Linked DNA regions of Homo sapiens: regions 2, 3, 4, 5, 6 and 7 are each linked to region 1. Evidence: chromatin loops called from intact Hi-C (ENCODE). Cell type or tissue: mammary epithelial cell. All regions are shown on one strand. Region 1 has its middle 100 kb from the start of SVIL. Region 2 holds the start of LOC124902401 (a long non-coding RNA gene). Region 3 holds the start of LOC107984218 (a long non-coding RNA gene). Region 4 has its middle 200 kb from the start of JCAD. Region 5 holds the start of LOC102724333 (a long non-coding RNA gene). Region 6 overlaps SVIL (supervillin). Region 7 overlaps SVIL (supervillin).

Region 1 (4,000 bases):
ACTTTCCAGGCTTGCCCTCATCAGCGTGCCTGGCTGCCTCTACCTAGGACGTTCCAAGTCCCTGACTGTCACGCCAGAGTTGCAAACATCTTTCTTGAAGGCAATACATTTTAAGTACATTCAGGACAATGCCAAAGTCCTATTTTGTAAACTTGAGCTCAAATGTTGTATAAAAGTTGTGGATACAACCATATCCTTGGATCCCTCAAAGAAATTCTGAGGTTTTAACTTATCAGTCAGTAAGGTGGGCCATTATTTCCAAAGCATACTTCACTCAATTTTAAACGCACATTCAGCACAGTGGCAAAGTCACACACAGCTTAAACAAGGTGGGAACTGCAGCTCCTTGCAAAAGAAAAGGCAAACAGAGCTCCGTGCTGTGTAGAATTCCTGACTCCAGGCCCACCTGCCTGATGAAACACTGCAAAAAGCAAAGGACAGCTATTTCCACCTCTCTTTGGAACTGTCATAATTCTAAAGGTTTGGGGAGGAAACCTTAGTTCTCTTCATATACATTAAGTTTTAAATATGAGTTGGTTTAGCTATGGCACTGGCATTAACACAAGCCAGAGATAGGTGGAAAGTCCATCAAGCCCTATAGCCTAGCATAATCAAACCTGAACCCCGGGGTACAGCACACACCCAGCAGTCCATAAAGCGCTCTTCAGTAACCGACTTTGTCAAAAATAAAAAAATAACCTGGAAGAATAAACAGTCCTCTTTGGAACAGGGCAGACTCTTGGATCTGTTAACCTCTTTAAGCCTCAGTTTCCTCATCTGTGAAACAGAAATAACCTCCTGGGAAGAGGTTGTAAGGTTTAAAGAGAAAATGAAGAGCCTTCCACATTGTGTAGGGGAGAGTCCCTGGTCCATTAGCCCTTCATAAAAACCAGTGCCTGCCCTTTCCTTCCAACAGAAGAAGGGGGTGGAGGCAGATAAGACAAGACACGAAAACGTGAATTCCATCGATTGACTGCGAGGGGCTAGGGTTCACAGCAAGCAGAACGTCCTGGGTTTCTCTTCAATACCACCTCCTCCTCTCCTGTTCAGATGCTGAGAAACATCTGGCGCAGTAGAGATGCTGCCTCTGACATTTCTATGACAAAACGCGTGCCTGTGCTAGGGTTTGCACAGGCACAAGTTATCACAACCTCGGGATGGGGCTGGGGATGGCGGACAGGAGCTCCTTTAATTTCCCCAGCTGGCCTCTCCCCTTGTGAGGAACTTCTCATTGCAATAAACTGTCAGACTTCACAAGATCTCTCATGCCAACGCCTGAAGCTCTTAATCCCGCACCTGACCCAGATTGCGGCCTGGACTGGAGCCTCCCCGCCGCTCACTCACTGTAATGCAATTACCGCCTTCTGGAGCTCCACTCGGGGTGCCAGGGACTGCTGGCTGTCACCCGGGGACTAAACCACTCCCTTCGGGGAGCCCGCACGCGCGCAGAAACGTGGGCAGCTGGGGTGGCCTGGCGCACCACGCATCGGGTTCAAACCCGCGCGGGCCCTGCGGAGGCGCCGGTCTGGGACCCCGGGCTGGGGCGCGGGAGCCACCGCAGCTCCGGCCACTTGCGGCTGGTGTCGGGAAAGGAACCGGGCGATGTCGTAGTTCTGATCACTGGCGCGCCACTCCCCGGGCCACCCGCCTCCCCGCCATGCTCTCAGCGTAACGGGCAGCCGCGCTAACTTCCCGAAACTCCGCGGAGAGAAACCCTGCCCCGGCCCGCTCCTCCCCGAGGCGCGCTCCGGGGACGGAAGTGGGTGGGAGCCGCGGCCGCGCCGCGCCTTTGTTACGGCTCGGGGACCCCGCGGGCCGAGCGCAGCGCCCCGTCGCAGCGGCCCGGGCACCCGCCGGCCTCCACCCCCGGGAGGCGCCCCCGTTCCCGCTTCGGTCCCCGGCAGGGCCTCCCGCAGCCAGAGCGAGACTGACCCGCGCCTCCCGCCCCGGAGCAGAGCGCAGCGGCGCGTCCTGGCGTCTGCCGGCCCCGGCTCCGCGCGCCCCTCGGCCACCGCGCGGAGGGACTTTGCTCACCTACCCGGCTCTTCCACACCTCCCGGTGGCAGGATCGCCGCTTCCCGCCGACAGCGGCTCGGCGGCCCCGACTTCTCAGCAGCGCCGCGGCCACGCCCCGCCTCGTTCCCACCGCGCGGGGAGCGGGTCCCCGCTCGGGATGATTCACTTCGCTCCTTACCTGGAGGCTCGCGCGTCCCCACCCCTTGCGACCCGCGCGGCGGCCGGGAGCTGGCGCCCTCTGCTGGGCCACCAGGCGGGAGCACCCTCGGACTGGGCAAGGATCGGGCGGAGAGGGTGGGGACACAGAGGGGGGCCAAGCACAAGCACCCCTGCCTCTCTCAACGCGGGCACCCCTTCCCAAAACAGGGGCCAGTGCGCGGGGACCACGCTGGGACGACTCTCGGGGGAAGCACCAGAGCTGTCCCCACGCCCCAGGACACGAACTCGCGCCCGGAGCCGACCCCCTCCACGGCCAGCGGGTCCAGCCGCGTCCTCGGAGGTGGCCCAAGGAAACCGCGATGAATCGGCATAAGCACGTCCTATCTTAAAACACCGGAAAGGCAGATTTTACTTTGTTTGGAAACTAAGTTTGTGTCCTGTGTCTCAGTAGCTCTCAGGGTGGTGGCAGTCACGCCCCCCCGGTCCCAGGGCTGGGAAGATGCTTGGGCTAGCCCCCGCTGCAGCCCCGGAGATGCGGGGCTTTAGGATCCCAGGGGCTGGAGGCCAGGGCCGCCCTATCGCTCTCCCGGCCGGGGGTGTGGCTGTCCAACTCGCTCTGTCGCCCGAGTGAACTCTTCCAGCAGGTTGGCCTCTCAGGCTGTCCCCTGAGGACCTGAGCGAAACTCTGGAGGGGACCAGGAAGAAGGGAGAGAGGACATCTCCGAGACCTTCCCGGGGGTGCGCCCACACTCACGCGCCCACACTCGCGTCCCCACCTTCCCCCCCGTCTCACCTCCGCGCGCTCCTGCAGAGCCCGACTGCGCCCGCCCTCCTCGCCCACCTGCCGGGCCCGGGCCGGGGGTGCACACTAGCGCGGGGCCTTGGTGGTGCGGCACCGTCCCCTGCCCAAGCTGGCTCTCGAGGAGGTGTGGGCCCCGGGAAAGTCGGCCAGGGCCACTGTCGCCGTCGCCGCCGGAGCAGAGCCAGTGGCGAGCTCGTCAGGGCGGACCGGGCGCCTCCGTCCCCGAGAGCCGGCGCGCGAGTCCCGGCCAGCGGGCAGGCGCCCGGTATTAATTGTAGGGCCCCCGGGTGTCGGCCGCCAGGCGCTCTGAGTGGCTCGGACCGCGCGCCAGGCCGGCGGGGCCGGCGCCACCCACCCCCTCGGCGCGCGCCCGGCCCAGGGACGCGCCCACGCGCACGCGCCCAGCGGCTCAGGGCTCCCTGGCTCTCACCGGCTCTGCTGCCCGGAGGCAGCCGCTTACCCTGGAGCCCTGAGAGGCCCCTTTGAGTCTCCAGACCTTCCAGGGATAAATAAAATCTGGCGACCTGTGCCAACGCTGTGGGCCAGTTGCAAAGGAGACCGTCCTTGCTGGCCACGCGCACCTGTGAAAAAGTCGCGGGACCCCCCAATCCCCTCCACCTGGACCGAACCCTGCCTCGGTGGTTCTCGCACTTTAGCTACACCAGAGTCCTCCAACGTTTGTGAAAACACCATGACTGCCCCTCTTCGTGCCCCCTCCAGTGTCTGATTCTGTAAGACTTCTGTGGGGCCCGAGAATTTGCACTTCGAACAGATTCCCAGGTGATGCTGAGGCAGCCGCGAAGATTGAGAGTTAGGGCTTGTAAAAGTGCTTGGTAAACGGCAGAACAGTAGATAAGTAGATAAATTTCAACCTGTTAAGTATGTTACTTGTCTGTTTCAGTAGGTAGAGGTAGTTGTGCTCCTCTGAGTGTTAGACTACTTTATGTTTCCTCCTGAATATGCACCATCAGACAAAAAAGAAAAGCGAGTGTTTTTGTTTGCTCTAAAAGACCACAGATTGGG
Region 2 (4,000 bases), 220 kb before region 1:
GGCCAGGCGCTGCTTGGTGCCAGGACATAGTAGTTGGCAGGTTTGCTAATGAGGAATGTGTTAAAGTCATTTTTGAAGCAATGATTTCAAGATTCTTTTAAATAAAGTTTGCGGGTAGCAGGGATACATAATTTGACAGATGGATTTTCACTTCAGGATCACATTTTTGAAATCTGAATTTCACACGGTGTGTGAAAAATATGCACATGCATATACTTTCTAAATATCTAGTTATATTTGAGAATTTTACAAATGGCCAAGGCTTAAATGTCTTTAGTTAAATCATCTTTAACACCATGTATGTCTCAAAGAAGAGAATTCAAATTGCCATTCCAGTGAAACCTAAGAAGACACAGAAGTATCAGAGGAAATAGTGTCAGAACTCCTGACTCACACTTCTATGTGCACATCTCATTTTTATGTACGTTTCTTAATGCATGAAAGTCACACTCATCATCTCTCCCTTCCACAGATGCTTAACTTATTTTAGAGCTAGAAGGGGCCTGGGGATCATCGGGTTGAAAGCATTCTTTTTCTTTTCTACTTGAAGACTTCTGATCCTAGAAAGTGACCAGGGAGTGTGTCACCGGTGCATCATTTCGCCTCCAGCCAGAAGGTGCATTTGCAATTGTAGGGCCAGCCAGCAAGTAAGTCACCATCAGTTTCAAAAGTGTGCACTACCTGGTCAAAAGCTGGTCATCATCACATCTGTGATTTAACAATTCATCAATACTTTCGCATATGAAATGCTTGCTAGTATTGATCACCATGCATTACCTAATTTTGTTTCAACTTATACATTACTGTACATTCTCAATAAAAGGCATAGCTACTCATGAAACACGCTTAAATGATGAACTAAATACTCATAAACCACAATTATGTCCTTATTTTTTATACTTAGGTTTAAAATCTCTGCATGGGAAACACAAGTCTGTATTTTACATGGAACTTAAAGATATTAGTGGTGAATTCAATTTTTTTCATTATAAAGGCTTTAATAACACATGAAAGCCAGACTTCATTTAAGAAGGTTTTTAAACTGAAGAAAAAGTCCACACTTTAAAATTCAGGCACTTGCTTGCTGACATAGTGTGTGTGTGTTGCTGATCCCAGTTTTAAAACATCTCCAGGCACAGCCTTCTGCCCAATTTTAGCTGCTCTGTGACAGACTCTCAGTGTGTACCCTAAGGGCAAAAATGCACAAATGCTTCACAGAGTAGGAATTAGGTGGCACACGCTTGTCTTTTTGATGCACTTCCAAGAGTGATGTTAGTCGGAAGGCTTTTCCTAACATGGGGAATGTTACCTTCTTGATGAGGGACCGCCCTGCTTCCTGGGTGTGCAGGCTGCTGGCCGGCGCCTTGCCGCCCTCCTGCCTCCTGCTGAGTCTGTTTCTCCAATCTTCCTCCCCGCTTTTCTTCAACAGTGCCAATCTAGGAGGAAAACATGCCCGCCACAAAGAGTTCAGCACCAAACTCTTCCTTGTGATGGAACCATAATCTAGGTAAGAGAGGCGGCTTGGGCCAAGATATGACCACAGCCGCCTCGTTTTAACATTTTGAATTTCATTTATTCGGAAGACAGCATGTCTGGAAAAATAATAAAGTCCCTTTTCTAAGATGGCCCGAAGATTTTACAGTTGATTGAAACACAGAGCTGAAATCTGACTTGCTAGATAAAAGATGCACCATCATTCCAGCCAAGGATGTCTGTTCCTTGGCCTTGGGCTGAAAGCAAGAGAACCGTCCCCAGAGAAAAATGTCTTTTAGCGACGCCTTCTGGTCACTTGTGAAATAACATTAAAGGACTAAAGCTGTGTTACAGAAAATGATGCAGACATGGGCTTAAAAACATAAAGCTGGCCAGGCACGGTGGCTTCCGCCTGTAATCCTAGCACTTTGGGAAGCTGAGGCAGGTGGATCACGAGGTCAGGAGTTCGAGACCAGCCTGGCCAATACGGTGAAACCCCATCTCTACTAAAAATACAAAAATTAGCCAGCGGGAGGCTGAGGCACAAGAATCGCTTGAACCTGGGAGGCAGAGGTTGCAGTGAGCCGAGATTGTGCCACTGCACTCCAGCCTGGGTGACACAGTGAGACTCTGTCTCAAAAAACAAACAAACAAACAAAAACATAAAGCCATGAAGCACTTACAGTCTCTTAATATCATCCCTTTCAATTAGAGGTAAAATTTGATGTTTATGACTGTTTCTCCTCAGGTGTTCTAAGCCCTATTCTTTTCCTACAAATGAATTTGATCATTCTTATCCATCTTCTTTAGACAGAAACTATTTTCTATAAACCCATTTTTTAAAATTATCACTTCAACTTTCCTCAGGGGAAGGATATACACAAAAAAAGAATCTAATTAACTGATATTGTTAACTAACCTACTTTAGCTCAATGATGATGTGACTTGATAGGCAGTGCTTGAATACTGGAATCCTGAAAGGTTATTTTTCACAAACTTGAGGCTATTTCAGCTAACTGTATTGCATGAATGAAGAAATCTTAGGTATTTACGCTGGACAAACAAACATGGGAAAGATAAAAGGTAAAAAAAAAAAAAAAAGGTGGTGATCACTAAACTCATTTGAGCCGATGCTCAAACAATTTAAAGAGTAGGGAAAAGCCAAATAATTAGATCCTTTTCCCTCTGTGCTGGACCTGATGGGCCAGGTCTTATTGATATCACTAATGCATAATCCACAAATGGTATAAATATTTTTATCCATAAATATTAAATCCATAAATATTAAATCCATAAATATTTTTATCCATAAATATTAAATCCATAAATATTTTTTATTGTTATAAATTTGTTTTAGAGACAAGGTCTTCCTTTGTCACCAGGTCTGGAGTGCAGCGGCACAATCACGGTTCACTGCAGCCTCGAATTCCTGGGCTCAAGCGACAATCCTGCCTCGGCCTCCAGAGTAGCTAGGATGACAGGTGTGCATCACTGCGCCTGGTTAATTTTTAAAATTTTTATTTTGTAGAGACGAGGTCTTGCTATGCTGCTCAGGCTGGTTTTGAACTCCCGGGCTCAAGCAATTCTTCCATGTCAGCCTCCAGAGTAGCTAGGACTACACTTGTGCACCACTACACTAGGCTAATTTTTAAAATTTTTATTTGGTAGAGACAGGTGCTTGCTATGTTGCCCAGGGCAGTTTTGAACTCCTGGCCTCAAGCGATCCCCTGCCTCAGCCTCCCAAAGTGCTGGGATTACAGGCATGAGACAGCGCGCCTAGACAACAGTGTATTTTTAAGCAGAACATCAGCTTTGGTCCCAATTTGGCTACTCCCTTTGGGTATCTCGGTTCTCCCTCCTATATCTGTCACATCAGGAACTGGTCAGATGATCTCTAAGGGTCCTTCTTCCAAGCTTCCCGATTCCCATTAAATATTTGTTTTGGAGATGGGATGAGATATATTCTATGATAAAAGTTTTGTTATGCTAATAAGAAAACAAATTTTGTAGTACTTAAACAAGAATCCGGCGACATCTACGTATGTGTACATAATCACACCTTGTATTTGTCTATTCACTCAGTCAAATAACGGGAAGTAAGCCGTGAAGAAAGGAATCCCCCAAAGGAGGCAGGAGCTTCGAACTCTGGACCTGTCCCCTTCCTCAATCTCTTCCTTCTCCCCCCTTCATTTCTGTTTTCCTCTTTCTGCTAAGTGGCAGCAGATAAGATCTCAAGTGCTCAATCTCTAGAACTGGGGTAAGGCTGCCTTGTCAATCTCATGCAGATCCCTTTGGGTCAAGGTCTCATTTAGTCCTAACTCCTGTAATTCTCGAATGTTTAACAACACCCTGCATGCTACAAGAGCTAGTTCATGGGCTTGGACACGAAGTCGAAATTCCTTCAAGAGCTCTAATCCGCACCATTTCATACTATATAATGACTATGATTCATCTTTTCTCCAATTATTTTGAATGAGTCAGTTTTATCCTAATAAAATAATCTCACAAAATGAAATCATTAAAAGAA
Region 3 (4,000 bases), 270 kb after region 1:
GAAAATCTATGCAGGACTAAGGGCTGAGGGAAAGCCCTATGTACTTTGGGACCCCAGGACAAGAGGATAATTGTGCAAAATCCCATTGACATCACTTTCTCTCTGTAGGGAGCTGCAGATTAATGGTAAAAAAAAAAAAACAAAAAAAAAACACTAATGAGCAAAGTAACTCCTAGTTACCCCATCCAGGTTGGGGAAGAGAAGTTTGGAGACACTAGTGTCTCTAGTTATGTAGCATTTATTTTCTAGATCTAAGCGTCTACTGTTCCATGGTATTAGCTGTCCTTGGAAGCATCCCTAACCTTCCCAACCCTCTGTTACTTCATCTGCAAAATAGGAATACCTGATGTGCCTGGCTCTCAGAGTTGTTGTAAAAACGGAAAGAAAACAGCAGCTGAAAATTGTCAAGGACTGTGACAGGGCTGAGGTTTTTACCCCATTTGTCAGGTTACAAGTGGGCCTGCCAGTTTCATGAATGGGGATAGAAGACACAAGACTCCTGGGTCAGAGCCAAGGGAATTTATTACTCACTGCAACAGCAGTAGCCAGAGTCTCGGCATTTTCTTGTGTGGGATCCGTAGACTCCAATACCCAGAGCGCGATGTGAAGAGGCCGGGTGAGACGGTCACACCAGGCAGGAACCTGAGTTTAGGAAAGTCACTTATTTTTAGTATGAGTAGGAAGCCTGCCTGACCTTTGTCCCTGAGAGAGACATTATCTTTATTCTACTGGGCAGTAAACAAACCTGCCCTTTCCTCTGGAGACAGAGACACTGACTGTATCTTCCCAGGCTGCTCTCTGCACAAACACCCTTGGAAAGCTAGTCCGGAACAAAAGCGGTCCGTGTCTCTCTTGGCAAAACAGGCTTCTGCCTTTCCAGGCAAAAGACCCGTGGAGAATTTTCTCCCCACCAAGCACTATTGAGAAAGTGCAAGTGCTATGCATGTGTAAAGTACTTTAACCTCATTTACCCTAACAATTGCCCTGTGAGGTGGGAAGGGGTAAAAATAACCCTATCATGATGCTTATGTGGAAAGAGAGTCAGGCATGAGAGGTTCAGCACGTGTCCAAAGCCACCCAGCTATTTGGTGAATCACCATGTCTAGCACTGAGAAATCTAGGCTCTAGGCCCTCTGCTATTTCTACTACACCACTGGCAAGATCATCTTTAATGCCCCTCAAGCCTCACTCATTCCCACTAGAATCTACAAATTGTGACAGGCCATCAACAGTGAGAAGTCAGCACCATTAGAAACTTCTGCAGTTTCCAAGGCTGAGCTCATTTGAAAGCAGGCGATGCGTGTGTTAAATAACCAGGCTTTGTTTTGGGTTATCAAAATTCTCCCACGGTCTGCTCCAGCATGCCAACATGGGTGTTGGGGGGTTACAAGGGAGTTTGCGGGCACTCGGAAGCAATCGAGACCCCGTGACCTGCAGAGTGGTGAGCAGGACTCAGGCGTATGGGAGTGGGAAGTCACTGACCCTCACACCTGCATGGATGTTGCTGCTCTTCTGCTTTGCAGAAGAGGGTTCATACCCGTTCTTTTTGTGCCAGGAAGAAGGACAGGCTCAAAGGTTCTGTGGCCTGTGGCTTGAGGTCTCCCTGTTGTTCAACAAGTGTCAGCAAGGGTCTCTGGCCCTGGAGGGGCTCTCACTGAGCTCCCGTGGGAGTGGGACATGTAGGAGCCCCAGTTCCTACACTGTCTCCTAAGGGGCTCCAGCTTGGCTTGGACCTCTTTCCTGGTGCACAGTATGACTGCTGATCGACACTCACTGAACACTTAGCAAGTTCCAGGCACTGTGCTATGCCAAGCCCTTCCCACACATCATCTTATTTAATCCTCACAACAACCCTTTCTATGGGTGACATGCCTGCATCGCATGGTAAGTGACAAAGCTCCAACTCATTGCAGATCTTATCTGGCTCTGAGGCCCAGATATGCTTCCAACAAAGGACTTGTGAGTTATCTTCACATTTTTAGAAATAAAGTTGGGGTCCAGAGAGCAGAGCCCCTGAAAGCCTCTCTTTTCTGCCAGCCTGTCGCAGCAAAGTACTTCCAACTAGATCTTTAGGTAGACAGGTCTGCAGGTTCTGCTTGTAGGAAAAACAGCAAGCAATTAGCACAACCCGCCTGGATGTGGGGCTCAGTGAACCTGTCCTCCGTTGGCATGCACGTACGCTGCCCTCTAGCGTTGAAATGCCAGCAGGCGGCTACCTCTGCTCAGCTTGCACAAGAGGTCAGCCCCTCGCCTTCCCATGGGGAGCAGAACAGAGTCCGGCATTTCCCACTCTGGAGAATGGGCCACTTCCCACTGAGTGGCCTCTCCTACACAAAGGGCAAGGGACCCCACATGAAAATGTCCCGAGAAGTTTTGTGCTGCCTGGGTCAGCCGGCCACTTTCAGCAGGCTTCACTCTACAAGGAGCTTTTTCCTCTGAAAGTGACTTCTGTACACCAATTATTATGATCTGTCACCTCTGAAGCCATTTATTTCAATGGCTAGTGATAAGTATTGATACTTGACAGGATTTTCAACTTGGATTTCACAAACCTCAAGTATATTTTCTGTTCTCTCCCATGTCACTATTCCTTTAGAAACCAAAATTACATCAAAAGTGATTCACCTGATTGCAGAGCTCAGTCTGTGAAGTGGGTGCCTCCCTGCCACCCCGAGATTCCTAGATCGGCCATGAGCGAGGCATATCAAAGAGACCTGCCCTTTGATAACCACGTTTTATTTTCACCAGAAGGCATCTTCTCTCTATTGTATAATATATGATTCCAGGGTCTATGCAATGGTTCTGTAACTTCAAACTTCTCGAGATGAAGAGAAAAATGAAACCCTTTGTAGGCATCATTCACTGGAAGCACTCAAACTTAATAAAGATGATCTATTGTAAATGCAATACATTTTCTGCTGGGTTTAGCTTATTTATCTTCATGGTACAGCCTTATATATGTGGGATGGATTTGAACCAGATATAATATGGGTACAGTTATAACTCTGCAGGAAATCTCCTAAAAGTAACAGATCTTACCTTTGTAATAAAGATAGCCATATAAAATTTTTGGTATAAATCGTGCAGCACAAGATTGGCATAATTCAAGCATAGTGCGCCGTCTAAGTTCATGCATGTGGCGTTTCCCACAGGCAGAAATAACTCTTCCAATGGCTTCTATTTGTCCTTCCATAGTTGAAGACAAAGAAGACAGGCTCTATGGCAAAATTATGAGGCCACCAAAATCAATGCTCCAAGCCCCATTCTTCATATTTCTTCTTTTCTCTGTAGCAATTACAAGTTTTTCTTTTGTTTTCTAACCTTCTCAGGTTCAAAGTCAAACCTCCTAATAAGTTTTCTATTTCTGCAAAACAAATTGCTTCTACACTCAGCAGGTTTTCTTTTAGGTTTTTCTTTCTCTCTTTTTTTTTTTTTTTTTTTTTTGAGACAGAGCCTGGCTCTGTCACCTAGGCTGGAGTGCAGTGCAGTGGCACCATCTCAGCTCACTGCAACCTCTGCCTCCTGGGCTCAAACCATCCTCCCACCTCAGCTTCCCAAGTAGCTGGGATTACAGGTGCATACTACCATACCTGGCTAATTTTTATGTTTTTAGTAGACACAGGGTTTTGCAGTGTTGCCCAGGCTGGTCTTGAAGTCCTGAGCTCAAGTGATTGCCCCCCTCAGCCTCCCAAAATGCCGCATTACAGGCGTGAGCCACAGTGCCCGGCCCACACTCAGCAGTTTAAAAGAATAATAAACAATTACTGTTTCATGTTGTTTCCATGGGCCAGCACAGAGGAGTAGCTGAACTTGAGGGTTTGGAGGTCTCTCAGGAGGTTGCATTCAAAATGTCAGTGGCTGTGGAGGCTCCACTTGGGCTTGAAGATCCATGTCCATGGGGGATCATTCACAGGGCTGGCAAACTGGTGTTGGCTGTTGGCTGTTGGCTGGAGGCCTTAATTCCTCACGATGTGGGTCTCCCCACGGGAGTGCTGGAGCG
Region 4 (4,000 bases), 120 kb after region 1:
TGAGAGAATGTAATCATTAACTTACATTTACGTTCATGTTAACCAGAACAGAAAATACTGTAGTAGGAAAAGTAAGAGTTAATTTCAGATTAAAAATACATACATTTTTCAGATGTGTAGGGAAAAATACTGAAAGAGTTTACTTTAAAACATATGTTGTTGGCTGGGCGGGGTGGCTCACGCCTATAATCCCAGCACTTCGGGAGGCCGAGGCAGGTGGATCACGAGGTCAGGAGATCGAGACCATCCTGGCCAACATGGTGAAACCCAGTCTCTACTAAAAATACAAAAATTAGCCGGGTATGGTGTCACGTGCCTGTAGTTTCAGCTACTCAGGAGGCTGAGGCAGGAGAATTGCTTAAATGTGGGAGGCGGAGCTTGCAGTGAGCCGAGATCGCACCACTGCCTAGGCGACAGAGCAAGACTCCGTCTCAAAAAAAAAAAACCAAAAAACATATGTTGTCAGTTGTTACCTTGGATGGTTGGTTTTGTAACTGTTTTTTTAGAATGCTCTTCTGAGTTTTTCAGATGTTCTGTTTGAGTATTATTATTGTTTCATTAGAAACATCAATAAAGTAGTCTTCAGAAAATGCTAATTGAGGCCAGGCACTGTGGCTCATGCCTATAATCCCAGCACTTTGGGAGGCCAAGGCAGGAGTTCAAGACCAGCCTGACTAATATGGTGAAACCCTGTCTCTACTAAAAATATAAAACTTAGCTGGACGTGGTGGCATGCACCTATAGTCCCAGCTACTTGGGAGGCTGAGACAGGACAATTGCTTGAACCTGGAAGGCAGAGGTTGCAGTGAGCTGAGATTGTGCCACTGCACTCCAGCCTGGGTGACAGAGCAAGACTCTGTCTCAAAAAAAAAAAAAAAAAAAGAAGAAAAAAAGAAAACGCTAATTGAAAATGCAGTCTGGAAATATGAGTACCTCCATTCCTTACCTACATTTCATGTCTTATTTTTTAATAAAATATAATGGTATTTGCTGGAACGATTGTTCAGTTGTCTTCAGAGAAGAATATTCTCCTTTTTGATTGTTGTTATTAAACTCAGCTGTCTCCAGGACAGATTAAGACATTCTTTTTTTCAACTACCCAGATCCCCCTTGACTAGAGCAAATAGCTAAGTTCAGAGGAATTTTTGGGAAGAGTCTCAGCCGAACTCTCAGAGAGTAAGGAAAATCCATGAGATGATATGGAGCCTGGGCTGTGACAGACATGTATTTGTTGTTGATAAAGGAAGAATATATTTGTTAATACTCTTAGCAGAAGAAAACATAGAGAAAATTATGTTTGTGTCTTAAGAAGAAAGAGGAAATCCAGGCTCAGTGGCTCACACCTGTAACCCCAGCACTTTGGGAGGCTAAGGTGGGAGGATCGCTTGAGGCCAGGAGTTCAAGACCAGCCTGGGAAATATTGCAAGACCTAGTCTCTAAAGAAAATTTTTAAAAAGTAGAGGAAGAAAAAGCAAGAATTCTTAAAAAGTAAAAAAAATTGCACAATCCATTTGTGAACTGGAACAACTAAAATGTCCAACAGAGAAAGTGACTTTGAGTTGAACATGAAGTAGAGCAAGTACCCTGAGCCCAGGGAGAGCTCAGAGGGTAGACAGATATCACTGTGGATCCCAGGAAAAGGACGGCTTCCTCAGAGCAAAGCATCCTGCTCAATTTCAAGATGACATTTAAGGAAAGCAACATGTTTTTTAAAGCTTGGGTACCGAAGTTATGGCCAAAAGTTTAAACTGAGATATACAAGAAGATGCTACAAGAAGTAATATAATATGAAGTTCAGATCTGGCTGGGAAAGGAGAAAGAGGCAGGAGGAATGACAACTTTATGGAGTACCCTCTTTGACAGAAGTGTGGTTCGTGCGTCCCCTCCACAGCCGTGGAAGCTGGACAGGCAGGGCTGCAGTGAGAGATGCACTCAAAAGAGCTGTGGGCATTGTTTGGCAGCGGCTCGACAGCTGCTCAAATTGCAGGAGACAAGAAGTTAAACAGGACGCTGGCTTTCCAATCGACTTGTGCAAAGGAATTTCTATTTTAGGAGGAACAGAGGCCTTGAGTCCACAGTGCCACCTGCAGGGGGCCAGCTGGGCAGGGAGGAAGAAGTCACAAAATCACTCGGGAATAGTTTAGTTGCCAGGGGGCCCTGGGTCCATCTGAACTGAGTCACGGCACTTGCACTAAAGCAAATCTACTCACAGACTGATTACTACTGATTTGCTCAGGGAAAAGTCCCTCTCCCTAAACTAGGACTCACTCTACCAAGAGTTTCCTTGGCTGATATAAGGATCAGAGGCTACTTCACATGACTTCTCACCATCACTGATGCCACTCTTAGTCCTGCTGCAATGTACCTTTCACAGGGATGGGTAGCAGAGAGGATCAGCTCTGTTTTCATCATTATTTTTTTGGTTTTGTTTTTTTTGTTTGTTTTCTTTTAGAGACAGGGTCTTGCTGTGTTGCCCAGGCTGGAGTGCAGTGGAGCAATCACTGCTGGAGTGCAGTGGAGCTCACTGGAGCCTCCAGCTCTTGAGCTCCAAGTATCCTCCCACCTCAGCCTCCTGAGTAGCTGGGACTACTGGTGCATGCCCCCGTGCCTGGCTAATTACATTTTTTTTTTTTTTTTTTTTTTTTAGAAACTGGGTCTTGCTATGTTGCCCAGGCTGGTCTCAAATTTCTGGCCTGAAATAATCCTCCCACCTCGGCCTCCCAAAGTGCTGGGATTACAGGCATGAACCACTGCACCCAGCCTGTCATCATTGTTGAAAAGCATTTTAAGTACCTCCCAGCTGCCCTGCTGGCAGAGGAGGCAGATGCATCCTATAGAGTAGTGGGTACAAACATGGGCTTCAGCCTCAGCCAGCCTTGGGTTCAAATTCCAGCCAGGGAAGGGACAGGATTCAGCAGGGCCAGGATTAGAGTCAGGTGATTAAGGCTGAGTCCCAGTATAAGGTCAGAGTCTGTCTTTTTTTCACATTTTAATATTTTACTATGGAATGTTTTCACTAATTTTGCATTTTTAAAAAATTGCACTGAAATATCCTTTACCTTGCTTACTGAGCCTTTTGGCTTTCCTTTACATTTTGCACCAAACTGAGTGCTCACTCACCTCACCTAGTCTCAATATAGTCCAGCCCAAGCATGTCGGTTTCATGAGGTTGTGCAAGTCATTTTAAATCTTGCTTTCATCGTCTGAAAATGGGATGATTAACAGATTCTATCTTACAGGGTTTTGTAAAGTTAAATGAGATAATGCCCTTAAAACTCTTAGCACGGGACCTGAAGTGTACATAGGTGTGCAATAAACTGCCTGTACCTTTGCTAAGTCACCCTATGGCCAGGATCTGATGTGTTGCACACAGCAAACCTAGATATAGCGTGTGCCTCCTGAAGGAATCATTTGCTTGAAGAGAGAACATGAGTCAGTGCCCAAAAAGCATGTTACTGCCAATAAGAACCACATTTTACAAGACAGAAAATGACCCGCCAAGCCATTTCTGGACACTTACTAATAAAATGTAGCTAATTTCAAATTGGGATCCAGACTATGACTTGAGCCGGGCTGCAGGTTGTTAAAAACCATGAGCAAATTCACAGATCCCAGAGTAGAAGAAATGCCCTTTGCTGAGAATCAGCCGAAATTGTGGTGTGTGTTGGAAAACAGCAGCAAGTACTTATTCCTTGGACACCTTGTCCTCAGCTAAGGCATTTGCTAGGCACCCGTAGGAATATATGCTTGAGAAATAGGCGAAACTACTTGCGAACACGTGCACCGACCAAGGCTGCTGTATGCCCTGCAGTGCATATAAACACATGGTGGGAGTGAGCTCAGGGTGAAAAGATGTGTTAAGAAACACATTATATCAACCACATCCGCCCTTCCACACATTCTGGGAAAATGACAGTTTATGCTTTCAATGTTGCCGTTTCCAAAGAACCGTGATTTAGTGTCTCATATAAAAGTACAGCAGGCAAGCTGGATCCATTTC
Region 5 (4,000 bases), 100 kb after region 1:
AGGAGTTTACTTTTTAGCATAGGAGGCAGGGGATAAACCACAAACCTAACAAATAAAGTAGCCACATGGAAGGTAAAAGGTGCTAAGTGCTGGAGATAACGCAAGGGAGGTCAGGAGGATGGGAACAAAGAGGATTCAGGCTCTGGGGCAGAAGTCATTCCCTGGGTTTCCTTTCCAGGTCTGGAGAAGGACAAGATGCAGCCAGAGAAGGACTGTGGGTCACTGGGAGGAGGGCACATTCCCAAAGGGGAGTTAGTAGCAAATAGAGGGACAAAGATGGCCAGATCAGGCGTTTCTTGTGGGCTGGGGAGCAGAAGAAAGAGGCTCATCCCTTGCTCTAGCTGGATGACCTAATAAGGCTTCTTCCATCTTGCTTGCTTTGAGTCTGGCCTCCGAGAGGACTCCCTGTTCTCTCTGGCAGGCGCTGCAGAGCCCACAGTGTTTAGGATTTCTGAGCGCCACTGAGTGTTCCAGCCAAAGACCCCATGTGACTTTCCTCCAAGCACGGGTGAGGGGTGCAGGAAGGAAGGGAGGGAGAGGGGTGAAGGGGGAAGGGGGGAGGGAGGGGGGAGATACAGAGATGGGGAGGAGTGCAGGAGGGAGGAGGGGAGGGGTGCTGGAGGGAGAAGAAGGGTGCAAGGAGGAAGGGGGAGAGGTAATGGTGCTGGAGGAATGGGGAGCGGATAGGGGTGAGGGAGGGAGGGAGAGGCATACAGGAGGGAGGAGAAGATTGCAAAAGGGAAGAGAAGGGGTGCAGGGAGAGAAAGGGAAGGGTGTGGGAGGGAGGGAGAAGGAGGGTGTAGGGAGGGAGAAGGAGCTTCCCATTTCAGGCCTTGGCACCAGGCTATCAGCTGAGACAAGGTGGACAGGAGAGGGGGATCAGAACAAATGCTAGGGCCCAGCTGTATCTGGCCAGCTTTCCTAAAGTAGTTAAAGCTAACGAGAAAGGTAACTGAGAAGGTGAAGAAAATAAAAGACTACTGAAATAGGTGTGCTCTGTGGGACACAATGCCTTCCTCAAAGAGTTGACATTTTAGTGTAGGAGGCAGAGGATAAACCACAAACTCTGTGGGGATTGGAGGCATTTCTGTTGTGTTTTTGTATCAGTCATAGCACTTATTCTTCCAAGAGCTCATTTGCCCCTGCAGCAGGGCTGGGGGCTCATGGGTGGCACCTGTTTCCTGGCCAGAGAGGGACTCCTCCACCTGGACAGAGGGCAACTGGTTTGTTTCCAATTTCTTTTAGGCTCTTAGCATGCTGAAGCTGGGAGGGAGCTTCGAGATGATGAGGACGCCAGGGCCTCCATGAGGGGCTGCCCTGGTGAACACAGGCCCTGGTACTGAATAAGCTCTTCCCGGTTCTAACTCGACTTTCATGGTGTCATTTTTGCGAGGTGCATCTCTGATCTGCCTCCAGTAAATAAACGGCTGAAACAGAAGGTTTTGAGTTTGTTTTTTGCGGAGGAAAGGAAGGAGAGCATTAAAGAACACATTTGGAAGAAAAAATGTTCACTGAGAGGTGGGAAGTCAGGCCAGCCAGGGAGAGCTTTGTTGCCTGTGAGAGGTTCTTACATCTAAACCAGGATGGGTTTGGGGGTGGGGCAGTCAACCCTGGAATTCAGGTTTTACATGCAAGCTGTCTTTCTGACAATCTACACATTTCACAGGTAAGCCAGGTGCGATCATTTGCATGTACCCACTTGCACAAGACCTGCCGGGAGCCTTCTGGCCAGGGCAAGCTGCATTCTTTCCAGGCACTTGTCCCAGGCAGGTGTGTTTCCCAGCGCCGCAGGTTAGAAACAAAGCAGGTTTGGACTGGTGATGGACTATACAGAGAGCACTGTCTCCTGAGTCGGGGACGTGGTGCTGGCCCCAGCTTGGTCATGAATTCACTGTGTGATCCTGGCTGAGTTTCTTGGCCTCTGGGGCCCTTTGTTTACCACCATTGTAATGAAGGGGTTGGATTAGACCAGTTTTCTGGAAATGTGCTCACTGAGGCCCCGGATATTCCAGAGAAGCCGTGGCCCAGGGCTAGAGGAAGGAAGGCTAAGGAGGGCTCAGACGGAGAATCTCCAGATGCCACCTGGCTTCATCCACAGAACTGCCAGCTCTATAAGATGATGTAATACATATGATGTGATACTATAATACAATGATGGACTTCAGGGTAAGGGAAAGAAGGGTTCCACTGCCTGCAAAGTTTGGAAGCCCCTGCATCAGGTCCCATCCATGATCCTATTATTCATTAAATGGTCCCGAGCAGTGCCAGAGGAGACTGGCAGTGTTCACTTTGCTTATTTAGAAGCCTGAACAAATGCCAAGAATTCACGGTCAGAAAAACACCCTTTGGCTCCACATTTATCTAGAGAGCAAAACAGACGCACTTGACAGATCCTGCAGGTCTAATAAAACGCCAGTGTGGCAGAAACCCTCTCTGCTGCTTCATAGTATTTATTATTTCCAGCAGATTCTACACTTGCTGTCACCAGGACATACCTGAGCAGGGGAGGTCAGGGCTGACCCCTGGGGCTGTGGGCAGAAACCATGGAAAGCCTCTGAGGGCCACTGGCTTTGTCATGAGTAGATGCAATATGTGGGTGATTGTTTACATGGAAACGAAACATCTGCGACACATGGCGACATGGAAAATCCCACCATCATACAGTAAATGAGAACCCAAAATTCCATGTCATTAAAGCAGGGGTTGCATTATTGAATATTAAATGAGATGACCCAGGGTGAGCCTGTGTGGCTGGCTGAGGAAGGTGCTGGGGTCAAAGTCCTTCTCGGGCCAGCGGCTTTCTAGGACAATAAATGTGTCACTTTCCTCCCCTAACCTTCTCCCGTGTGGAATAAGAACAGAGCTAAAGATGTGGTTCCTTGACCAATTATACTATATTTAAAATGACATTTTTAAGGGACTTTACTATTAGGCCTTAGTAAGGAAAAATCTGAATTTCAAACTGCGAGGCTAATGTGTGAGATCAAGTCACTTGACCAATTGAGCGTTTACATCTCAGGGTGGCTTTCTGGATCTTGATTTTCCTTAGCAAATACAATTTTGTTTTAAGACAGGGTCTTTGTCACCTAGGCTGGAGTGCAGTGACGTGATCATGGCCCACCACATCCATGACCTCCCGGGCTCAGGAGATCTCCCACCTCAGACTCCCAAGCAGCTGGGACTACAGGCAACCGCCACCATGCTTGGTTAATTTTTTTGTGTGTATTTTTTGTAGAGACAGGGTTTCACCATGCTGCCCAGGCTGGTCTCAATCCCCTGGGCTCAAGCAACCCACCTGCCTCAGCCTCCCAAAGTGCAAGGATTTCAAGTGTGAGCCACCGCCCCTGGCCAACAAATACTTATTCAAAGTCATCCACCTGCCTGGCACTATTGTAGAAGCTTGCTTCCCATCAATGAGCAAAACACAAAATTCCTGCCTTGGAGGAGCTTATATTCTGTGTCGCCATTTACCTGTCCCTAACTTGGGGGCCCAGCTCTCCCGAGGGGCTGTGTTACTTCGGTGTCTGTCAGGGGAAATGGTAGCATGGAGATTGTGGCTGGGTTGTGGCATCAGACACCCGGGCTCAGACAGAGCCTTTGGTTCTCTCCTTACACAGCTTCCATCAACTCTGCTCATGTCTGTTTCGTTGTTGTTAAAGCGGGCAGCAATGGCACATTCCTCATCAGGCTGCATCGATGATTAAATAAGGTATTTAATCCTTGATGTGGCGCCTGGCACTTAGTAAGTGCCCATAAAGTGGGTGGCTCGTGGCTGTCACTCCTGGGCCTTGTTCTCACAGCGGCATTCCTGCTCCTGTGTTTGCCCTCTGTTTGGTTGCCATGGGTGCTGTGTTTGTGTAGAGCTTCAGCAGGACGTGGTGCTGCGAACATTCATCTTGCCTCTGCCTGGTGATCTGGTGAGCAGGTGCTGCTGTTTGTGGGAGGAAGGGGCCAGCTGCCCATGGGATAGCAGCAACTGTGTGGCCTCCCCAGGCTGGTG
Region 6 (4,000 bases), 200 kb before region 1:
CCTGTCCTGCTGTTATGCTCTTAGTTAAAAATGAATCCCAAAAGAGAGGCCGGGCCCTGGGGCTCATGCCTGTGATCACAACCTTTTGGGAGGCCTGGGCAGGAGGATCATTTGAGGCCAGGAGTTTGAGACCAGTTTGGGCAACATAGTGAGATCTTGTCTCTACAAAAGTAAAAAACAATATCTAGGTGCAGTGGCGTGTGCCTGTAGTCCCAGCTACTTAGGAGGCTGAGGCAGGAGGCCCACTTGAATCCAGGAGTTTGAGGCTGCAGTGAGCTATGATTGTACAGCTACACTCCAGCATAGGCAACAGAGAGAGGCTCTGTCCCTAAAAAACAAAAATAAAATAAAAATAAAGAGAGATTGCTCCAGTTGTTTCTAAAGTTATTCAAATATCTGAGAGCAAAACTGACATCCTTTTCAAAAGCTACAGACCTTTTTCCATTACTGCAAAACAAAGAAACCAAGAGCTCTGGCTGTGGGGTTGGAAGAGACCTCTGCTCAGATCCTGGCTCAGTCAGGTTGAGCTGTGTAGTGTTGGGCAACTCACCTGCCCTTAGTAAGCCTCAGTTGCTTTACCTTTTAAATGGAAATAATAGTGACATAATGTAATGTGATATTTGCAAAGCACGTGGCTTAGTGCTTAGCAAAGAGTAAATGTTTAATAGTGTTATCTAGTTCTTATTTTTGGTTTTTGAAGTACCATGTAGTGGGAAAGGAGACACAATTCCAACTACTTGAGAATGGAAAACTGATTAGGGCTCAGCTTTAAAAAGCAAAGAGGGCTTTTGGAGTGGGAAAAGGGATTTCTTGCGGGGAGAGGAATTTAGACTGTTTACTTAAGCTTAATTGGCAAAAGTAATTATTTATGATGTGCACTGTATGGAAAAGAATAGTTTATTTAATGACAAGTGCACCCTGCTAAATTTGATAAAAACTCCTATATATTTTTTTTAACGTACGAGGCAGTGTATCTATATATGTGTCATTAAAGGACAATCCACACAGACGCACATAGAGGTGGTAACTATGAACAACTCAGGGAAAGAAAACATTCTTAGTTGTTATTTTTCCCAGAGATGAGCCAGTGTTGGAGGTTTTCATACTTAAAACGTTTGTTAATCAAAAGGAGACTGAAGCGCGGTTCCAGTTCTCCTGTGGAATGCGTGCTCCTGATCAGAGACAATCTGAATGTTGTCCTCAGCCAAGAACAAAGTGACTGTCAGAAACTCTGTGTGTGGAGCTTTGTCCTTCCATGACTTACTCATTCTGACTCCTTCCGCCTCTCCCTGCCCCCAGTCTTAAAAATGAAATGATAGGGGGTTTTGTTTGCTTTTAAAACCACATGCCCTAAATTTAACTGTTGAAAATTAACTACTGGTTTAGAGATGAGGAGATATGAAAGCAAGGAGGCTGGAAGGGCTGGGAGCAGTGGGAAGCTGAGCAGATGGGACGCCGGCTAGCGAGTCCAGCTATGGAAAGGAGCCCAGGGCCTGGCTGGGTGCTCACTACTGCCCCTCACTGGCCAGTCCTATGTGAGTTGGTGAGAAGGGAAAAGCAAAAGGTCAAGTAAAAGGTTTGTCAATCAAGAAAGATTGACAAAGATTGAAAAAGAGGGGGAAGGAGAGATACTATTAGCATGGATTAGGGCATGTGGAGGGGAAAAGCAAATGATTAGAAAGTAACTTCCACGTGATTTTCAAGTGCACTGGTATTAAAGAAGGCAAGAGGAGAGTGGGTGTTAGCTGATGTGTGGTCAGGCAGGAGGAAGCAACACTCATGCACACAAGCCCCAGAGGGCCGGCGTGCGGGTACCTGGAAGGCCAGTTGATAAGTGAAGGTGTGTCCCCTTCGGAATCTTTCTGGAGAAACCACTCATGTTTGGGTTTCCCTGTACTATTGTGTACAAAAAACAAAACCAGATAATCTCTATTAAAACGTCAACATATACACAGACTTTACCATAACTTAAAACCTAAAGGCTGATTTTTATTAAGAATAATCCTCACTTATAAGTGGGAGTTAAACATGGAGTACACATGGTCACAAAGAGGGAGCAGCAGACATGAGGGCCCACTTGAGGGAGGAGAGAGGCAGGAGGGCGGGGATGGAAACACAACCTGTGGGCTGCTGTGCTTATTACCTGGGTGACAAAATATTTAATACACCAAAGCCTTGTGACAATTTACCTACATAACAAATCTGCACATGTACCCCTGAACCTAAATTAAAACTTAAAAAAATAAACAAACAGGAATATTATAGGGAAAAAAAGAATAATTCTGTCTTTTGAAAATGTATAAGCACATTTTGCTATAGAGTTCATATTCACTTCATGGAGTTTCCAGGACATGTGGCTCACTACTAAAATCAAGAGGTAAAAATAAATGTATCTAAGGCCATCAAATCATGTGTTTTCCCAAGTAATTTTAAATTATTAGAAAGGAGTCTGTTGGCCGGGTGCAGTGGCTCACGCCTGTAATCCCAGCACTTTGGGAGGCCGGGGTGGGTGGATCACCTGAGGTTAGGAGTCCAAGACCAGCCTGGCCAACATGGTGAAACCCCATCTCTACTAAAAATACAAAAAATTAGCCGGGTGTGGTAGTGGGCACCAGTAATTCCAGCTACTCGGGAAGCTGAGGCAGGAGAGTTGCTGGAACCTGGGAGGTGGAGGTTGCAGTGAGCCGAGATCATGCCACTGCACTCCAGCCCGGGCGATAACAGCACGACTCTGTCACAAAAAAAAAAAAAAAAAAAAGAACGGAGTCTATTATAGTCACACTCTGCCCACAAATACCAGGCAATTCTCTTGTAAGCAGCTGACTAAAAGTAAAAGGTAATTTAATTTCCATAAGTTTTGCAGTGGCACGTTGGTAAATAGCCTAATATAAAAATAGCATCTATGTAAAACAACACATTTCAAATAAAGAAGATAATTAAAATAAATAAAAATAAAATAAAATAAGTCAATGGGATCACATTTTTAGTTGCTATTACACATTTTCCTTTTAAAATTATCACTGAATAATGTGACCAACACAAGAGTTACAAGTACTAATTCAGGTCCATTCTGCTGATATTTATTGAGCTCCTAGTAAGTGCAAGTAATGAGCTAAGGAACGACGAAAATGAATCATAAATCAACATAGCCATTAAAAACCTTAAACCGCAGGTAGGCTAGGTAATATATAGTCCACACATTCATTCCTCAACACACGACTGAGTATGATGCCAAGCAGAATATGAACGAGTAATTATACCAGGCTGAAGGTATTTTAGAGAAACATCATGGGTAAGGACAACCTTGTTTTAACAACATAAAGCAAGTCAAAGGAGGAACACTCAGATTACTGCCCTGTCTCCTCTTACAATGTAGAAAGAAAAAAAGGAAATTCTACAGGCTAGTTACAATGTTTACCAGCTCAAAACTTTATGAGCCTATCTGCAAGAATTTTTCAACACCAGGCTGGAAACACATTGCAGCTCAAAAAGAAATTTCTAAAAGAAAATAAAAGTTATAATCAACTTAATTTTCTAAAATCATTTTGGTTTGAGTTTTGGTTGGAGGGGACAGGCAGGTACCTGGCACCGCTATTGTACGTCTTGCTGTAACCACTGACCTCTATCTCGGTCTAGGCTTGGACTGATCTGTTTCTCCAGTAAGATCCTTCAGCCTTGCTACTCCTAAAACTATCACCCCACCTCCCCATCCTCTGCATCACATCAATTTTGCCCACAGCAAATAAAAAGTTAAGATGTATGTAAAGTCATTTCATTTCCAAATATAAAGGGTCCAATTCATCAACTTTTATTTGATGGGAAGAGTTTGGCGCATCGCCTGCAGCCAGGAACGAAGGCAGTGCAACTCAGTCCAGTGTGCAGAGGGCAAGAGGGGCCAGCAGACGCCTGCTGTTGGAAATGACATCAAGTTCCTATAACGAATCTGCCGCCTTCACAGGGTTATGTTTAGGCTGAATGCTTTCTGTATAACAGAGGGCTT
Region 7 (4,000 bases), 140 kb before region 1:
TGTGTCCCTTTTTCCCCAGGAGCATCCTGAATGTTGGCAAAATAAACCTTTAAGTGGATTGAGATGCCTCGGTGACTTTTCGGTTCACAGGAGTTTATCAGAAATTCCTGTCTAGATATTCATGCCAAAGGGAAAAAAAACAAGGATGTGAGACACTCGACACCAAAAGCCTGTCCTCCAGCTCTGTGGAAAGCAGCGTTGGGAAACGGAGTTTTAAGTAACACCAACCCCATGCCGCCCTATCACATCATCGCCCGCACGGCCTCGACACTGAAGCACTCAGCTCACACTCACCTTTGTCTCCTCTAACTTAGGCAAAGGAGGAGAGGATCCACAGCTGGCCAACAGTGTGGTGGGAATCTGGAGGGGAGGAGAGCGGCTCTGGGCCCCCTGTAAACCCCAGAAACTGTGGGGACTTCACCAGTCCCCTTGCAAGTCCCCTGCAGCATGCAGCACGGAACAGGCTGGCATTTGTTTATTTTAATGACAAGCAGCTAATTTCCTACTGTTTAAGGCCAAATTAGATGGCACTGAAGCACCACCGTATTCCCCCTTTCCTCTTCAGCTGCCGGCTTTGGGGGCTGTTTGAGCCCTAATTGGAACTTCCACCCAGAGACCAGGCAAGAAAAGAAAACGAGGTGAGACAATTTAGCTGCTGGCTACTGACTTGCAGCAAGCTCTGTCAATCAAGACTCCTGGAACAGGGGGTCTGGAGTTGCCGAGAGACCTTGATCTACCTGGATGTTCTTATATGGCCAAACCTCAAGACCTCAGGAACTGCAAACTGAAGATAGTAATAAAAGAATACATTAATTTCCCACATAATAGGCAATGTCTACTGAACTAAAATTAAGTTTGTTCTCACTAAAAATAATGTTGTTGGCCAGGCGTGGTGGCTCACGCCTGTAATCCCAGCACTTTGGGAGGCTGAGGTGGGTGGATCACGAGGTCAGGAGTGAAGACCAGCCTGGCCAAGATGGTGAAACCCCGTCTCTACTAAAAATGCAAAAAATTAGCCAGGTGTGGTGGCATGTGCCTGTAATCCCAGCTACTCAGGAGGCTGAGGCAGAGAATTGCTTGAACCTGGGAGGCGGAGGTTGCAGTGAGCCAAGATTGCGCCACTGCTCTCCAGCCTTGGCAACAGAGCAAGACTCCGTCTCAAAAAAAAAAAAAAAAAAAAAAAAAAAAAAGTTGTAAAGGAAAATTCCTCCCTTCCAGCCCCTGGGACTCTCTCCTTAATAATAAAGATATTACCAGACCTCCTGTCCCGTGGCTCCCCAATTAAGTAAGGCTGCCCAACAGGTTCCCAGCACAAAAGAGCTATTCACATGCTTGATTGTACTGAGCCAGCCCCTGACACTCAGCCTTGACGGTATATATTTAGTCACTGTCTACGAAGCAGAACTAGAACCACTGCATTTTCCCCCGACATTAAAACGGTGCCAACCGCATGGACAGAATGATAGATTTTTATCAGATCTTTTCCTGTTCTGAAGAAAAAAAGAGTATTTGTTCACTTTAACATGTACTTTACACCTTCTGGCTAGTAGATCACATATGCCATCTGGTTGGGTGGCAGAAAGTGATCATAAAATGATGAAAGATTCAGTCATCTTTTGCAACCTATTTATATGTTTTATATTTAAGCACATTATCAGGCTGTATTTATGGATATTATTTTTAACCCGGACACATGCTTGTGTTAAGCTTGAAATATGCTGAAATACCTTTAAACCTCATCCTGCAGTGCTGATTTAACTTAGTCACAGTTATCCACATCTAAGAGTATCAGTTGAAGTACTAACCCCTCTTTGAAAAAACTTAAAAACTTGATTCCTGAACTGCACTATACCTCCCCCTGGTGGCAGAAAAGAATCAATGCATCTCCCAAAGCCAATTTTACAAAACACTCCAAATAGAAACCCTGAAGCAAGGACATCTTTGTTTAAAGTAGTTTTAATATCTCCAAGACATGCAAGAAATTAAATGTTAGCAAATTATTTCATTCATCCACTGAACAAATATTTATGGAGCACCCAAGAGGCCAAGCCCGGTTCTGGGGCTGTGGATACAGTGAGACAAACTCCCTGCCCACACAAACTTATGTTCTAGTAATAACCAAATAAAGATTAATGTTTCACACACTTATTGGCCTTCTTTTTTAATATATGTGAAGTGAAATGTGTTTACATGCATGAAATCTCAAATACTCTGGGAACACCTGTGCTTCTGCATTGCTGGTTTCTCTCTTCAGCTCCTTGGCTGTCATTCTCACCTTGACCTCCCAGGCAGGTCCAGAACTTTCTACCCCATGCCCTCAAGAAGAACCTGTTGAGTAAAATGACTGTGGGCCATGGCATTGAAACCCAGGGAATCCAAACTAAGAGGCTTTATTGTCAGCTATATAAAAGTGCTTTTGCTATTTTCAATTGTCTGTATTATAAGCTAATATACTGACAGTTATAAAAGTGAGGCAGTCTTATAAAAAAGTAATAGCTCTCTCTATAAAACCTGATGCAATCCTGTGCCATAGTAAAAATTTTGTACATAAGCATTGCTACTGTGCGAACATTTTACTCAGAATCTCACCTCTGACAAAGCAATAGTAACTTCCAGATTCTCCTCCCCTGCACCCTGCACCTTTTTAAAAAACTGACAGCCTGAGAACTATCATGTTCCTAAATACGTGAGTCCTTCCAGCACATTAGGTGCTATAGGATATACCAGGGCAGCAGACAGAACTCATGCCAGCTTATGTCATCGGCCTTGCTGCATGAAGCTCCATGCTGCGAAGGGATCTTAGCACACGTGGGGAGATCCAAGTGCTCTGGGTGAGGGCTGATGCCTGTTCCTGGCTTAGGAGGAAGATGAGCAAAGAGCCTGCCAGGCATTTACCACTGCTAGTACCTTACATGGTTCTGGGTACTGCTCTAATGCTCATGGGACATAAAGAGGTTTCTCTGGGCTGGGTGCTGTGGCTCATGCCTGTAATCCCAGCACTTTGGGAGGCTGAGGCAGATGGATCACTTGAGGTCAGGAGTTCGAGACCAGCCTGGCCAACATAGGAAAACCACATCTCTACTAAGAATACAAACAATTAGCCAGGAATGGTGGTATATGCCTATAATCCCAGCTGCTTGGGAGGCTGAGGTGGGAGAATTGCTTGAACCTGGGAGGCGGAGGTTGCAGTGAGGCAAGATGGTGCCACTGCACTCCAGCCTGGGCAACAGAGTGAGACTCTTTCTCAAAAATAGAAAGAAAGAAAAAAGGGGATTTCTCTGAAACAATGTCACTGCTTTTAAGCATCTAAGTGTAATATTTGCATATTCTATTTTCCAACATGTTACCTATTTCCGAATAAGAAAATAAAGCCTCTTCGATATTTCACAAGGCAAGGGGCAAGAAGAAGCTTCTAGAAGCACACAATTTCACAAAAGCTGAATACATGTTGGTTTCTCATTTCTGTTTCAAATTCTACCTAAGTCGCCAGGTGCTGTTCAGTTTCTTGCAGCTGCGATTCTTCCAGTTAACAGTGAGACCTCCGTAATGGAGGTTTCAATGTCAAGGTGTCCATCGTTGCATGGACTCTGACAGTTACGTAGGAAGGGGAGGAGCATTTTCCAGACCCAATATTTGATCCAAATTAACAGTAAAGTAAGCATAAAAAATCAATGTTAAAACATGCAAGGTGAACTTCGTTAGGTAAAAATCTTCTCTTGGGGTAAAAGAAGCCTAGCTGATTTTCAAGCAAAATCTGTGTGACTAAAATTACACTGAGTCTAAACAAAATTCAAATCATTCATCTAAATATTTCCTTCATGATCAAGGCCTAGATTAAAGTTCATTCTAATGACTAATGTTCTATCTCATTCTTTAGGGCTAGCAAAAGGGTGGTGGAAATAGGTTGAATTTCAACTCACTTTCTAAATTTAAAGGAAAAAAAGTCTCTAAAATTCTAATTTATTAAATTGTTGTAGGGAAGTTTTAAACAGAAGCAGGA

Evidence for each region. A loop is a pair of places that touch in the nucleus more often than their neighbours do. Peaks named below come from ENCODE experiments on the same cell type or tissue, not always from the same donor. Only the 100,000 strongest peaks of a DNase experiment are listed, where the experiment ranks them.
Region 2: it touches region 1 in a loop (6-fold over the local background); 19 of 110 quality-filtered maps call a loop at or near these places.
Region 3: it touches region 1 in a loop (10-fold over the local background); 19 of 110 quality-filtered maps call a loop at or near these places.
Region 4: a loop joins it to region 1, with 13 times the contacts of the local background. A loop is called at or near these places in 58 of 110 quality-filtered maps.
Region 5: a loop joins it to region 1, with 2.8 times the contacts of the local background. A loop is called at or near these places in 57 of 110 quality-filtered maps.
Region 6: it touches region 1 in a loop (5-fold over the local background); 27 of 110 quality-filtered maps call a loop at or near these places.
Region 7: a loop joins it to region 1, with 8 times the contacts of the local background. A loop is called at or near these places in 38 of 110 quality-filtered maps.

Annotation. Positions count from the first base shown.
Region 1 is chr10:29,733,717-29,737,716 of GRCh38, forward strand. It overlaps a transcript of SVIL not described here. Among named protein-coding and RNA genes, the nearest start is that of SVIL, 100 kb to the left of the region's middle. RefSeq lists silencers at 1,670-1,809, 1,920-2,109, 2,120-2,349, 2,604-2,898 and an enhancer at 1,750-2,250. In mammary epithelial cell, a CTCF peak has its summit at 2,255 (motif pointing left); DNase peaks (open chromatin) are centred at 2,175, 2,755, 3,025 and 3,195; H3K4me3 peaks cover 2,879 bases; H3K27ac peaks cover 2,515 bases.
Region 2 is chr10:29,511,426-29,515,425 of GRCh38, forward strand. It overlaps SVIL (supervillin), which reads right to left. Exons shown (of 38, transcript NM_021738.3): 17 at 1,310-1,436. It overlaps LOC124902401 (a long non-coding RNA gene), which reads left to right and starts at 1,424. Exons shown (of 2, transcript XR_007062099.1): 1 at 1,424-1,507; 2 at 3,556-4,000. In mammary epithelial cell, a CTCF peak has its summit at 1,775 (motif pointing left); no DNase peak of the experiment used is centred here; H3K27ac peaks cover 437 bases.
Region 3 is chr10:30,000,429-30,004,428 of GRCh38, forward strand. It overlaps LOC107984218 (a long non-coding RNA gene), which reads right to left and starts at 644. Exons shown (of 2, transcript XR_001747403.2): 1 at 532-644. In mammary epithelial cell, a CTCF peak has its summit at 2,191 (motif pointing left); a DNase peak (open chromatin) is centred at 2,163.
Region 4 is chr10:29,856,550-29,860,549 of GRCh38, forward strand. No RefSeq gene overlaps it. Among named protein-coding and RNA genes, the nearest start is that of JCAD, 200 kb to the right of the region's middle. In mammary epithelial cell, a CTCF peak has its summit at 2,083 (motif pointing left); DNase peaks (open chromatin) are centred at 2,132, 3,342 and 3,822; H3K27ac peaks cover 912 bases.
Region 5 is chr10:29,838,309-29,842,308 of GRCh38, forward strand. LOC102724333 (a long non-coding RNA gene) reads left to right here and starts at 432. Exons shown (of 2, transcript XR_428684.2): 1 at 432-508; 2 at 1,246-1,438. In mammary epithelial cell, no CTCF peak of the experiment used is centred here; a DNase peak (open chromatin) is centred at 1,803; H3K27ac peaks cover 1,396 bases.
Region 6 is chr10:29,534,174-29,538,173 of GRCh38, forward strand. It overlaps SVIL (supervillin), which reads right to left. Exons shown (of 38, transcript NM_021738.3): 7 at 1,816-1,896. Among named protein-coding and RNA genes, the nearest start is that of MIR604, 8.9 kb to the right of the region's middle. RefSeq lists an enhancer at 3,937-4,000. In mammary epithelial cell, a CTCF peak has its summit at 1,517; DNase peaks (open chromatin) are centred at 1,328 and 1,748; H3K27ac peaks cover 2,145 bases.
Region 7 is chr10:29,589,006-29,593,005 of GRCh38, forward strand. The region is part of intron 1 of SVIL (supervillin); the gene reads right to left. Among named protein-coding and RNA genes, the nearest start is that of MIR938, 11 kb to the right of the region's middle. In mammary epithelial cell, a CTCF peak has its summit at 1,861 (motif pointing left); DNase peaks (open chromatin) are centred at 1,336 and 1,726; H3K4me3 peaks cover 178 bases; H3K27ac peaks cover 1,977 bases.